2 separate regions of the Homo sapiens genome follow, and region 1 is linked to region 2. The links are chromatin contacts, found by Hi-C in ENCODE. All regions are on one chromosome and are shown on one strand. Each heading gives the region's core, a stretch centred on a gene start or an enhancer-like site at or near the end of the contact. The rest is flanking DNA. Distances are from core to core; before and after follow the strand shown.

The links. Hi-C counts contacts between places; a loop is a spot of excess contacts on that map. Pooled maps may share reads with other maps.
Region 1: a map with no recorded cell type shows a loop between it and region 2 (8-fold over the local background). The contact joins the promoter of INHBB here to the promoter of EN1 in region 2. A Hi-C loop is called at or near these places in 2 of 37 single-sample maps with no recorded cell type and 5 of 50 pooled maps.

What each region holds. Positions count from the first base shown.
Region 1 is chr2:120,342,500-120,347,525 of GRCh38, reverse strand. It overlaps INHBB (inhibin subunit beta B), which reads right to left and starts at 1,390. Exons shown (of 2, transcript NM_002193.4): 1 at 890-1,390. The coding sequence starts at 1,337. It overlaps LOC105373989 (putative cuticle collagen 91), which reads right to left. Exons shown (of 3, transcript XM_047446882.1): 2 at 3,499-3,604; 3 at 1,533-2,639. The coding sequence ends at 1,612. RefSeq lists a cis regulatory region at 3,748-4,238.
Region 2 is chr2:118,844,709-118,850,000 of GRCh38, reverse strand. EN1 (engrailed homeobox 1) reads left to right here and starts at 2,353. Exons shown (of 2, transcript NM_001426.4): 1 at 2,353-3,695. The coding sequence starts at 2,834. RefSeq lists enhancers at 4,035-4,684, 4,685-5,292 and a silencer at 4,474-4,768.

The sequences.
Region 1 (5,026 bases), core at 141-2,640, 1.5 Mb before region 2:
GAAAGCACTTGCAGCATTTTGGCGCGGGCACATTTTTCTCCTTCTTTTAAAGTTCCGAAAGATTTTTCTCTCCCTGATTTTTATATTTAGACAGTGTTAGAGATTTGCAATCTGGGGCCGGGGGGGGGGGCGGATTCCAGAAAGGAGCCATACCCTTTGTTAACTACGACTCTGCCTCTCGGGCGAGGGGTCTGCTGCAGCTGCCAGGCAAGCCGAGAGGCACGGGGCTGTCCCCGAACCGCGGCTTTCTCTGTGTAAATGATGGACCTGTTGAGAAGCCTGCCTTCCGCCCGATTCCGGTGCCCACACAATCGGAAGAGAGGTTGCCTAGCTCTCCCCAGCGAGGCTTCAGCAATCCTGGCAAGCCCACGCCGCCGGTGATGGAAGCGGCCCCAGGGGCCTCTCACGCAGGCACACACACACACAGACACACACACAGATACACACACACTCTCTCTCTCCTCCGGCCCACGTATATCAACAAGCACACACATCTCCATCCACACTGCTAAGCCTACACTCCGATCGTGGGAAACAAAAACATTAAGCAATCACCAAGCAAGTGCCCGCAGAGCCAGGGCCGCGCGCATCTGCCGGGAGGGGGACGCGCGCCCAGAGGCGCTGGGGCCCGATTCCGGAGAGCAGGGGTGGAGGGCCAGGCGATCGGCGGCGGGGGGTTGAGGCAGCAGGCAAGGGTCTGCGGCCTGGGGGAAGAGGACTGCAACCCGGGCGGAGCGCGCAGGGCCACGGCCGAAGGAGCTCTGCCGGGAGTCCAGGCTGCCCCAGGGCGCGCGGGCTGCGGTGGCGGCGGTGGCAGCCGGAGCTAGCAAGGAGAGGGAGAGCGGGAGCGAGCGGGGACCGCGGCAGACAGCCGGAGGGCCGGACCCACCTGTCTCGGCGAAGCTGATGATTTCGGAAACGCGCTCCTGGCCGTCGGCGCCCGGGCTGGCGTGGCCGTCGAGGTGCGGGATCTCCACGCGGCCGTCCTCGCGCACCTTGCCCGCGTGCAGCTTGCGCAGGGCCGTGACCATGGCGGCCTTAGGCACGGCGTGCGTGATGTTGGGCCGGCCCCGCATCTGCAGGCGGCTCAAGATGTGCCGCTTCACCGCCTCCAGGAAGTCGCCGTCCACTCGGCCGAGCTCCTCTGGCCGCCGGAAGCCGCCGCACGACGTACAGGTGTCCTGCGAGCCACCCGGGGATCCGGGTGGCGGGGGTGGCGGCGGCGCGGCAGGCGTCGGCGGGGGCGTGGGTGAGCCCCAGGCCTCAGGCCCCAGCCAGCCGGCCGCCAGCAGCAGAAGGCAGGCGGCCCCCAGCGCCCGACCGGGCAGCCCGTCCATGGTGCGCCGCTGGCGACGAGGGCGCCCGCCGCGAGGCGAGCCGAGTCGAGCCGAGCGCAGGGCCGGGCTCCGGGCTCCGGGCGCGCCGCCCCGCCCCGCCCCCGCCCGCGCCCGCGCCCGCCCGGGCCTCCGCCCGCCCGCCCGCCGGGAGGGCTGCCGCCGGCTCGCAGGGGGAGGGGGCCGGCCGGGCCTCGGGGGTTCCCGCGCGGCAGGGAAGGGGCGCCGAGGGCCCCGGGGGCCCGAGGGGCGCGCCGGGCGGGGCGGAGGTCGCGGGTCACTGCCGCACGGGCGTCTCGGGGCGCCTCGGCATCTGCAGCCTTCTCCCCATCCTTTCCGCGTCGGGGGCCCCGCAGCCCCGGTTCGGGTGAAGCGAAAGCAGCGTCAGTGGGAGCGGCGGTTCGGCCGGCGGCTGGGGAAGGTGGCGAAAGAGCGGGTCCACGCAACTTGGCTGAGACGGAAGCGAAGGCGCTGGAGCCCCCCGGAGCGGAGCCGGGCGCGGCTTGGCGCGGCGCTGCGGCGGGCGCTGCGGCGGGGCCCCGCGCTCGCACCTGAGCGCCTCGCCCTCACTGCCTCGCGCCAGGAAGGGCCGCCGGCGGCGGAGACGGGCAGGTCGTCCTCGCCGCGGGCCGGCGGGCAGTGGCGCGGAGCAAGCTTGGTGCCCGGGAGAGCCGGCCGCGCGGGCCCGCTCACAGGCGGCGCCGAGCCCTCGGCCGCGGGCCCTGCAGTCCTCCCGGCGCGTCACACGGCAAAGTTGTCTCCAGGATCCCTGGGCGCCGCATCCACGGGCGGGCGGCCGCAGCGCGCTTCGCCGGGGCCTCTGCTCCGCCCGCCTCCTCGCAGCCTCCCTCCTTCCCTCCGCCTGCCTGCGCGGCCCGGCCGGGCGCGGGGCGCCGGGCGAGGAAGGCGAGGGGGAGGCAGGGCCCTTCTCGCTCCTGTCTCTTCTGCCTGCCGCGGCGGCGGCGAGGTCGGCTCGAGCGCCGAAAAGTCTCGCAGCGTCCCCGGGTGCAGTGCCCTCGCTCGCGCTCGTACTGGCACCCGCCGCAGGGCCGGGAGAGAGCGGGCGGGCGGCGGCGGCGTCCCCGCGCCGGGCCGCGGCACGGAGTGCGGAGCTCGCCGAGGAGGAGTTCTTCTCTTTGGTCTCTCTTCTTTTACTCTCCCCGTTTTTTCTCCCAAGGGGGAAAAAAGCCGCACAATCTCCGTATGTGCGCGCGCGTTGAGATAGACGTTGGCAGAAAAAAGGGGGGGAGGGAGGGTGTCGTCCTGCCCGTGCGAGAGGAGACGGTCCGTACCTCCCCGCTCGAGCTTCCCGGGGTGGGGGGAGGAGGAGAAAGCGGAATCTGTTCAGGTTGGGGCTGCCCGCTCCCCGCGCTCACCCCTGCTTCCCACCGCTTTTTTCCTTTCTGCCTTCCCGAGAAGGAGGGGCGAGCCGGCCCTCTCCCCTCCCCTCCTCTCCCCTCCCACCCCCCGCAATGCCGGGCTACTTTTGCTACCTCGAAACTTTCCCACCACGTGGGCGCCCCGGACCCTTGCCCAGCTGGGCGGCCGGCGGCACCGACGGGTTCCAGGCGCTGGACCCAGGCGCTCCTCCCGGCCCACTCCCGCCTCCCCGCCGCCGCGCAGGCCCTGCCTCTGTCCCAGCTGCCGCCCTCCCCAACCAGCAGAGGCGACTCCCGCCGCCGTGGCCGCCCCCGGCCCTCCCGGGGCGCTCCCTCGCGGCCGAGCCTGGCGAGGCGAGCGGGGTGCGGCGCGGCCTGGGATGCCAGAGGCAGGCTCCGCCGGCGGCTGCCGCTCTGGGGCTGCAGTGCCCTCACCCAGCTCCCCGGGCCGCCGTCGCACTGGCCGAGGCGTGGACCCTGCGAGCTGGAGGGCGGGAAGGCAGTAGCCACTGGAGGCCTGGCCAGCGGCTGCGTCTGCTGGGCCAGGAGGAACGCCCCGATTGTGCGGGATCCCAGGCGCGCGGCCCGGAGGCCACTGAGCCTCAGGGCTTGAGGGGCTGGCAGGGTCTACAGTACCCCACCCCCACCCCCACCCCCAGGGAATTCCCACTTTCGCCAGCAGACAAACTTTGGCTTCACTCAGACCCGGGTTCCACTCGGGCTCAGCCACTGCCAGCTTTGCAGGAGTGACCTTGGATAGAGTCCTCACCTTTCCTATCGCCTACCTCTTCTTCTGTGAAGGGACAGTAACACCTGTATCACAGGGGCTGGGTGGGAGGCCCAGCGAGGCAACTGGGCCAGGCTCTTCACACAACCCGATAAAGGATGGTTCTAGGGTCACCGTTCTCAGGCCACCGGACAAGGAACACTGTCAGTGGAAACTTGACTTTCAGACCCGTCCGGGGCCCCAAGTGCAATGCGCTCCTCTGTCCTTCTTCACGCCCCCACCCGGGTCTGGGGCCGCATGACAATGCCCACAGGACACGGAGCCGTACCCCGTTCCCTCGCAACGGGCTAGACTCAAGGCAGAAGCACGATGGGAGTTCATCCTGGCTTTCCCAGGATATTGGGGAATCGGGGACGTCGGAGGCGGAGCGTGGCCTCCTGCCCCCGCCTCCCACCGCCAGTCTCTCGGGCCAGCCCTGCCACCGTGGAGCTCGGCCGGGACCGCAGGCCCGCGGCGGCCTGCAAGTCTGGAAGCCGAGCGCCCCCTCCCTCCCAATCGGAGGAACCGACCCGAAGCTGGCGGGCAAAACTAGGGCGGGTGTGAGTTTGCCGACCGAAGTCAGAAGCAGGGATCCAGGAGGATCCCCGAGATGGCAGCCCTTCTGCCTCCTTAGAATCTCCACCAGGGCCAGAGTCTCTGCTCTCCCATCAGGTTGCCCTTGCCCTGCCTGGGAGCCTGTGGCCCGGGAGCTTCTGCCTCCTGGGAAGCACCTCCTGCATGGTGGCCTTGAGCCAGGCTGGCCACCTCCTGGTTTTGCTTGCATCTGCCCACCCGGCTGTCTCCGTCACCACAGCCACCAGCTACTTGACAAACTCATTCTCAGGCTCTCAGAGTCAGCCCAGTCTCTCCTCCTTGGCGAAGCCTTCCCTGACCCGGTTGTGCCCTGTATAGTTTTTTACCTGAGTGAGGCTCTCAGCCCAGTGCCTGGCTGTTATCTCCTCCCTTGTCTGTCTCCTGCATGGGAAGCAGACTTCCTGGGCCCTATCTGGTGCCAGACCTGGCAGATGATCAGGGAGAACTTATTGAAGTAATGATTGAATGAAGAAATGAGAGAAGCCATAAAGCCAATGAAGGAGTTCACAACCCCCACTCCCCAACACAAGCCCTCACAGGAGTGTTCCTGGCCAGCCCTTCTCATTGTCAGCCCCACCTGGGCTGGACAGGGCTGTGGAAAGGGAGAGAATATGGGTGAGGTTTCCCTGCCTTCAAGCCTTCAAGAAGATGCAGCATCCTGCCCATTGACCTGGCACCAGGGAGGGGCAAAAGCCGCCGTGTCCTTGCTGGTGGGAGGAGGGAAGAGGAGGTTGGGAGGAGGGTCCACACTTTGCTCCCCTAGTGGAGGAGCTGTCAGCCCCGCTGCCAGTCATCTGCTGGGAGGGAACTGGGTCAAGCGGTAGTCAGAAACCATCTGCTCGAGAAGCTGGGATTATCCTGCCCTCTGCTGATCCCCCAGCCCACGGGAGCCAAGGGTGTAAATTGAGTTCTTCCAAATCACCTTGTGTTTCTGGGGGGGGCTCCCCTTCCCC
Region 2 (5,292 bases), core at 1,104-3,603:
CGCGATGTGACAGAGCTTTTGACCAGGGTTTTATTCACAGGCCTGTGATGAACGCCAAGCTGATCAGGCGGAATGAAGAGTAATTAAAACCTATAAATTATCTTCCGCAGCCCTTCTCGAGGCGTCTCCTGCAGGCGAGATAAGGCGTCGAGACCCTATTTACCGCGCTGAAAGGGACCGCGGCGCACAAAAGCTACGCAGCTAAATAGGATATTGATAGTGTCCTAATTAGAATTTAATTAAGTACCCACGCTTGCTTGCGGGATAAAGATTTCAATTTTGCGAACTTAAATATAAATAAAATCCCACCCCCATTTCGGGGAGAAGGGGTGGGGGCGCCTGGAGATTTCGGGGAGCCCTTGGGTGTGCTACTGAAGAGGACTCGGGAGACTCCAAGGTGGGGTTGGAGGCGGCTTGGGAAGGTAGAGAAGACTGCAGCGCAGCGTTAGGGAGAGAGGTTTTCTCCCCTAGGCTGCAGCGCAAGTCTAGCCGGGAACTCAGCCCCGGAAATCGGGGGACCCTCGCCTGCTCCCAAGATGCGGTGAGCAATATAAATTCCTGCTCTCCACCAGCCCTTTTGAGAAACTTCAGCTACTGTGGTGGTGGTTCGGCTTGTTGTGGGTTTAGTTGCATGTTCCTCCTAGCCTAACCCTCTGTGACTTTTCTGGAAAACTGGAGGTAGGGGGATTCTTTCGCATGTCACAAATAGACAATATTTCCAAAGGGATCCTTTCTCTACTGTCCCAGTTGCGGAGGGCGTTCAGGGCGAGGAGGTCCGCTGGAGCTCTAAGATGACACCCCCGAAGGCCTCGTTTGCTGACGCCTTTCTCGGCCACCGCAGGCTTCAGCATAGTCGGATACTGGTCCTCCAAAACGAATCCGGAGACAAGTCCCGCAGGTGCCTAGAGCTTCAGTCCACACGCCACCCCCGTCCCTCACATTCCCGGTTATGAGAAAATTTTGGGGGTGCCTCGACCAGGAAATAGCGAAAAAGAGATCGGCAGACGGGAGAATGATAGCAGCTGGAGGAACGGCATTTCCCTCAAACTAGGGAAGAACGCACAGAGCTGGAGCCGGAGGCACCCAGGGAGTTGGGAGCAATCCCAGGAAATTCAGTCACCCGGCAATTGAGGGAAACTCCCTGTTCACAACTTCAGCTAGCCAGGGCAAATACTTGGGGTGCAGCGCTTTCATTTATTTGATTTTACTTTGCAGGGAAATCTAACACAGAGGTTACCCTGAACTCTAAAAGCTAGGGCCTAGCGCGCATCCGCGTTCTGACTCGCCGGCCCCGGGGCCCTCCTGAGATTAATCTGCGTTGCCCGGACTCCCACTGCCAGGGAAGGTCCAGGCAACTGGCTCTGGGGCTATTCCTAGCCCTCTGGGCTTGGCTCTATGGCGCCAGGGCAGCTCCAGGGTGTTGTCGAAAGTCTGGACCGGGAAGGGCATGGGTGCGGATTCCCCACAAAGGGAAAGCAATGCAGCGGGCCGGCAGGAGACGTACAAACGTAAACGTGCGACGCTAGCTAGGCGCAGCGGGCCTTTCAGATTTTGCTATTTGTGAAAAACAAATTGCGCCTCTGAAAGTAACCAACTCTAGGTCTATTTCACATCACCGACCTCCCTGTCTCACTCCCCCTCCCTCCACTACACACACCCAAACCCACACCCACCCACAAACACACAAACCGGCAGTGACAACAACCACCCATCCTTCAATAACAGCAACCAGAGACAGAGGAGAAAATAAAAAGCTGAGTTTCTTAGGCGTGGGGGTGCAAAACAGCCAGGCTCCTGCCTACTGCCCCTGCTCCCGTAGCTCACAGACCCATAATCCTGCATTTCTCTAACAAGTTGTTTATGGAGTTGCTTCTCCATTTGCCTACATCCCAAAATTCACCCCTCCCGGGTTTCTTCTGCCCCCTCCTGAGTCCCGGCCTGAAGGAGGGGGAGGGACGCGGGTGCGGGCGCGGGTGGGGGAGGGCGGACCCGACGCACAGGGCCAGCGCCGAGGCGCCCCCTCTCCGCCAGCGGTTGACGCCCCCGGATTATTTATCCGCAAAGTCCCGCGCGCGCCCATTGGGCCGAGGCCCGAGTGTCAGCGCGAGTCCCGGCTCGCCATTGGCTCCGCACACGTGCGGCCCTGACTCACGTGCTTCCGGTTTGAAGGCAAAAAGTGTGCCTGGGTGATTTTTTTTTTAAGCGAGAGAGTTTGTGCAAAGATCCGAGCTGTCAGAGATTTGAAAAAAAAAAAAAAAAAAAAAAAAAAAAAAACAGCCCGGCGCTGGCGGAGACGCGCTCTCCCTGCAAAAAAAGCAAAGGCGATTAAAGGCGCTGCCAGCCTCACGCTCTGGGCACAGCTGAGCGTGACACTCGGGGAAGTCAAACCCCTCACTACTGCCTAGGAAGATGGCTAGACTTTAAATACTATTTTTTTCCCTTTAAGAAAAAAATTATTGGAGCTTTTTTTCTTGCTTTCTTTTTCCTTTTCTTTTTCTTTTTTTCCTTCATTTTTTTGGCCGTGGCTTACTCCCCATTTAAATCAAATCATTGAATCTGGTTGCAGAAAGAAAAAAGAAATAGCCAAGTGTCTCCATATCTGGATGTCTACAAATTAGAGAGGGAGAGACAGCGAGATCTATCTGCTAGATAAGAACGAGCGATCCAGGCCAGACGCCTGAGCTTTTTTCCTGCACCCGCCCCGTGCCTTCGCTGAGGCTTCGCCTGCCTCCTTCCTCCGCGCACCCCCACGGGCCGCTGGCAAAGTGGGGTGGGGAGCGAGGCGGTGGGGGCGGGGGCCGGCGCGGCGGCCGGGGCGGCGGGGCGGCCGAGCATGGAAGAACAGCAGCCGGAACCTAAAAGTCAGCGCGACTCGGCCCTCGGCGCGGCGGCGGCGGCGACTCCGGGCGGCCTCAGCCTGAGCCTCAGTCCGGGCGCCAGCGGCAGCAGCGGCAGCGGCAGCGATGGAGACAGCGTGCCGGTGTCCCCGCAGCCTGCGCCCCCCTCGCCGCCCGCGGCGCCTTGCCTGCCGCCCCTGGCCCACCACCCGCACCTCCCCCCACACCCCCCGCCCCCGCCGCCTCAGCATCTCGCGGCGCCTGCTCACCAGCCGCAGCCAGCGGCCCAGCTGCACCGCACCACCAACTTTTTCATCGACAACATCCTGAGGCCGGACTTCGGCTGCAAAAAGGAGCAGCCGCCACCGCAGCTTCTGGTGGCTGCGGCGGCCAGAGGAGGCGCAGGAGGAGGAGGCCGGGTCGAGCGTGACAGAGGCCAGACTGCCGCAGGTAGAGACCCTGTCCACCCGTTGGGCACCCGGGCGCCAGGCGCTGCCTCGCTCCTGTGCGCCCCGGACGCGAACTGTGGCCCACCCGACGGCTCCCAGCCAGCCGCCGCCGGCGCGGGCGCGTCTAAAGCTGGGAACCCGGCTGCGGCGGCGGCGGCGGCCGCGGCGGCAGTGGCGGCGGCGGCGGCGGCCGCAGCAGCCAAGCCCTCGGACACCGGTGGCGGCGGCAGTGGAGGCGGCGCGGGGAGCCCCGGAGCGCAGGGCACCAAATACCCGGAGCACGGCAACCCGGCTATCCTACTTATGGGCTCAGCCAACGGCGGGCCCGTGGTCAAAACTGACTCGCAGCAGCCTCTCGTATGGCCCGCCTGGGTGTACTGCACACGTTATTCGGATCGTCCATCCTCCGGTGAGTACCCAACTCCGGGCTGCGCCATGCCTTCTGGCCCCGCGGACCGCCCCAGAACGCCAAGCTGCGGCGCTAGGGAGAGCAAACCCGGCCTCGGGTACTCCAGTCTCTCACGCCTGCTTCCTCACCCCAGTTCCAGTCACAACCGAATGTTCATCCAGCTATGCGATCCTGGCCTCTGCGGCCACCACCCGAGAAGCTACAGCTCGTGGCACAGGAGGCTCGGGTCTCGATTCTTTGATTTTGAACTCTGAATCCCTGGGGCCTTCTTTGTCTCTTATCTTTATTATTCTTAGGAAAAGTACATAGTCAGTGATTTTCTTTCCAGGGTGTTTAGATAAGGCAGGAAGGTGGGCCTAGTGATGTGTGTCTGAAATCCCACCAGCCTGATCGTCCGAAGGCCAGATTTGACCAGAGAAGGCCTTGTTCAGAAAAATTATATTCACTGTGTGTCCTTACAGACACAAACACCATCTCGATATTTTCTGCGGAGAGACCGTTTACATTGATAAACATGGGAAACACAGGAAGACAGGGAGGAAAGCGTCTGAAAGCCGTCCCTCTCCCCCGGCTGGGTAGCGAAAAGAGTCTGACCCGGGTGGGTAGAAACCAGGGAAAGGCAGTTGCCAAAAAGGTGGGTGCTGGCAGCCCCTGGTTTTCTGGAGCTGAAAAACAGTGGGAGAGGAGAGAAAACAGGTCAGGCTCAGGCCAGGAAGCGTGTCCAAGGGCATGAGAGCCAGTTTCCTCCGTAGCTTCTCCGCGGAACGGTTCCCGCATCCTCCCCGCGCGGCGCTTTCCTTTTTTCACCCGCACATCCAGCAGACTTCTGGCATCCGTAGGCCTGTTTTTCTCGGCTTTCCTTCCACCACTTTTCCGTGTGCCCCTCGCGCTTGGCGAACCCGAGGAGGAGACCTGAGCTGGGCTCCGGGAGAGAAGGCCAAGGCCTGCCTGACGCCCCGGCCCGCAGTGTCTGGGAGAGCGGCAGAAGCTTTGGCCCAAGATCAGCACTCCAGACACCCGGTCCGGCAGGGGGCCGGGAACAACGTAGCCACGCGCCGCTTTCCTCTGGCTGGTCTCTCGCCGCCCCACAGCTGCCGGCCGGGCGCGGATCGATGCGCACTATCAGCTCCCGCCATCTCGAGCCCCGTTATTGACACGTCGGGCTCCCTGAACCTCCGAAAAGCTGCTTTGATTGACTCGCCTGATGGATAGAGTGATTGAGCTGTCAGGCTGCACGGCTCGGGCTGGCCGGGAGACTAGGAACGATTTTATTACAAGAGTCCGTGCCTCTGCACACACATACAACAACACTTCAACATGTCCCGGATGCAGAACGGGCAGTGGGGCCTTTTTGGGGCTGTGTGCATTTCTTGGGCTATTTCTCCCCGCTCAGCTAATTACGAATCAAAACCCCAGTTCTGCTCTGGAGAGGGCCTTGGCTTTGTTCTTGGCCACTTTCCTTCTTATGGGCCTGGGTAGGTAGGGGACCAGCTCCTTCTCCTGCTTGGGCAGTTGGGGGAGGAGGGGATGAGCCTCGACCCAGATCTGAGTCGCTGCAGTATGCTAGGCCTGGACTCTTTGTCATAGGACAGCTGGT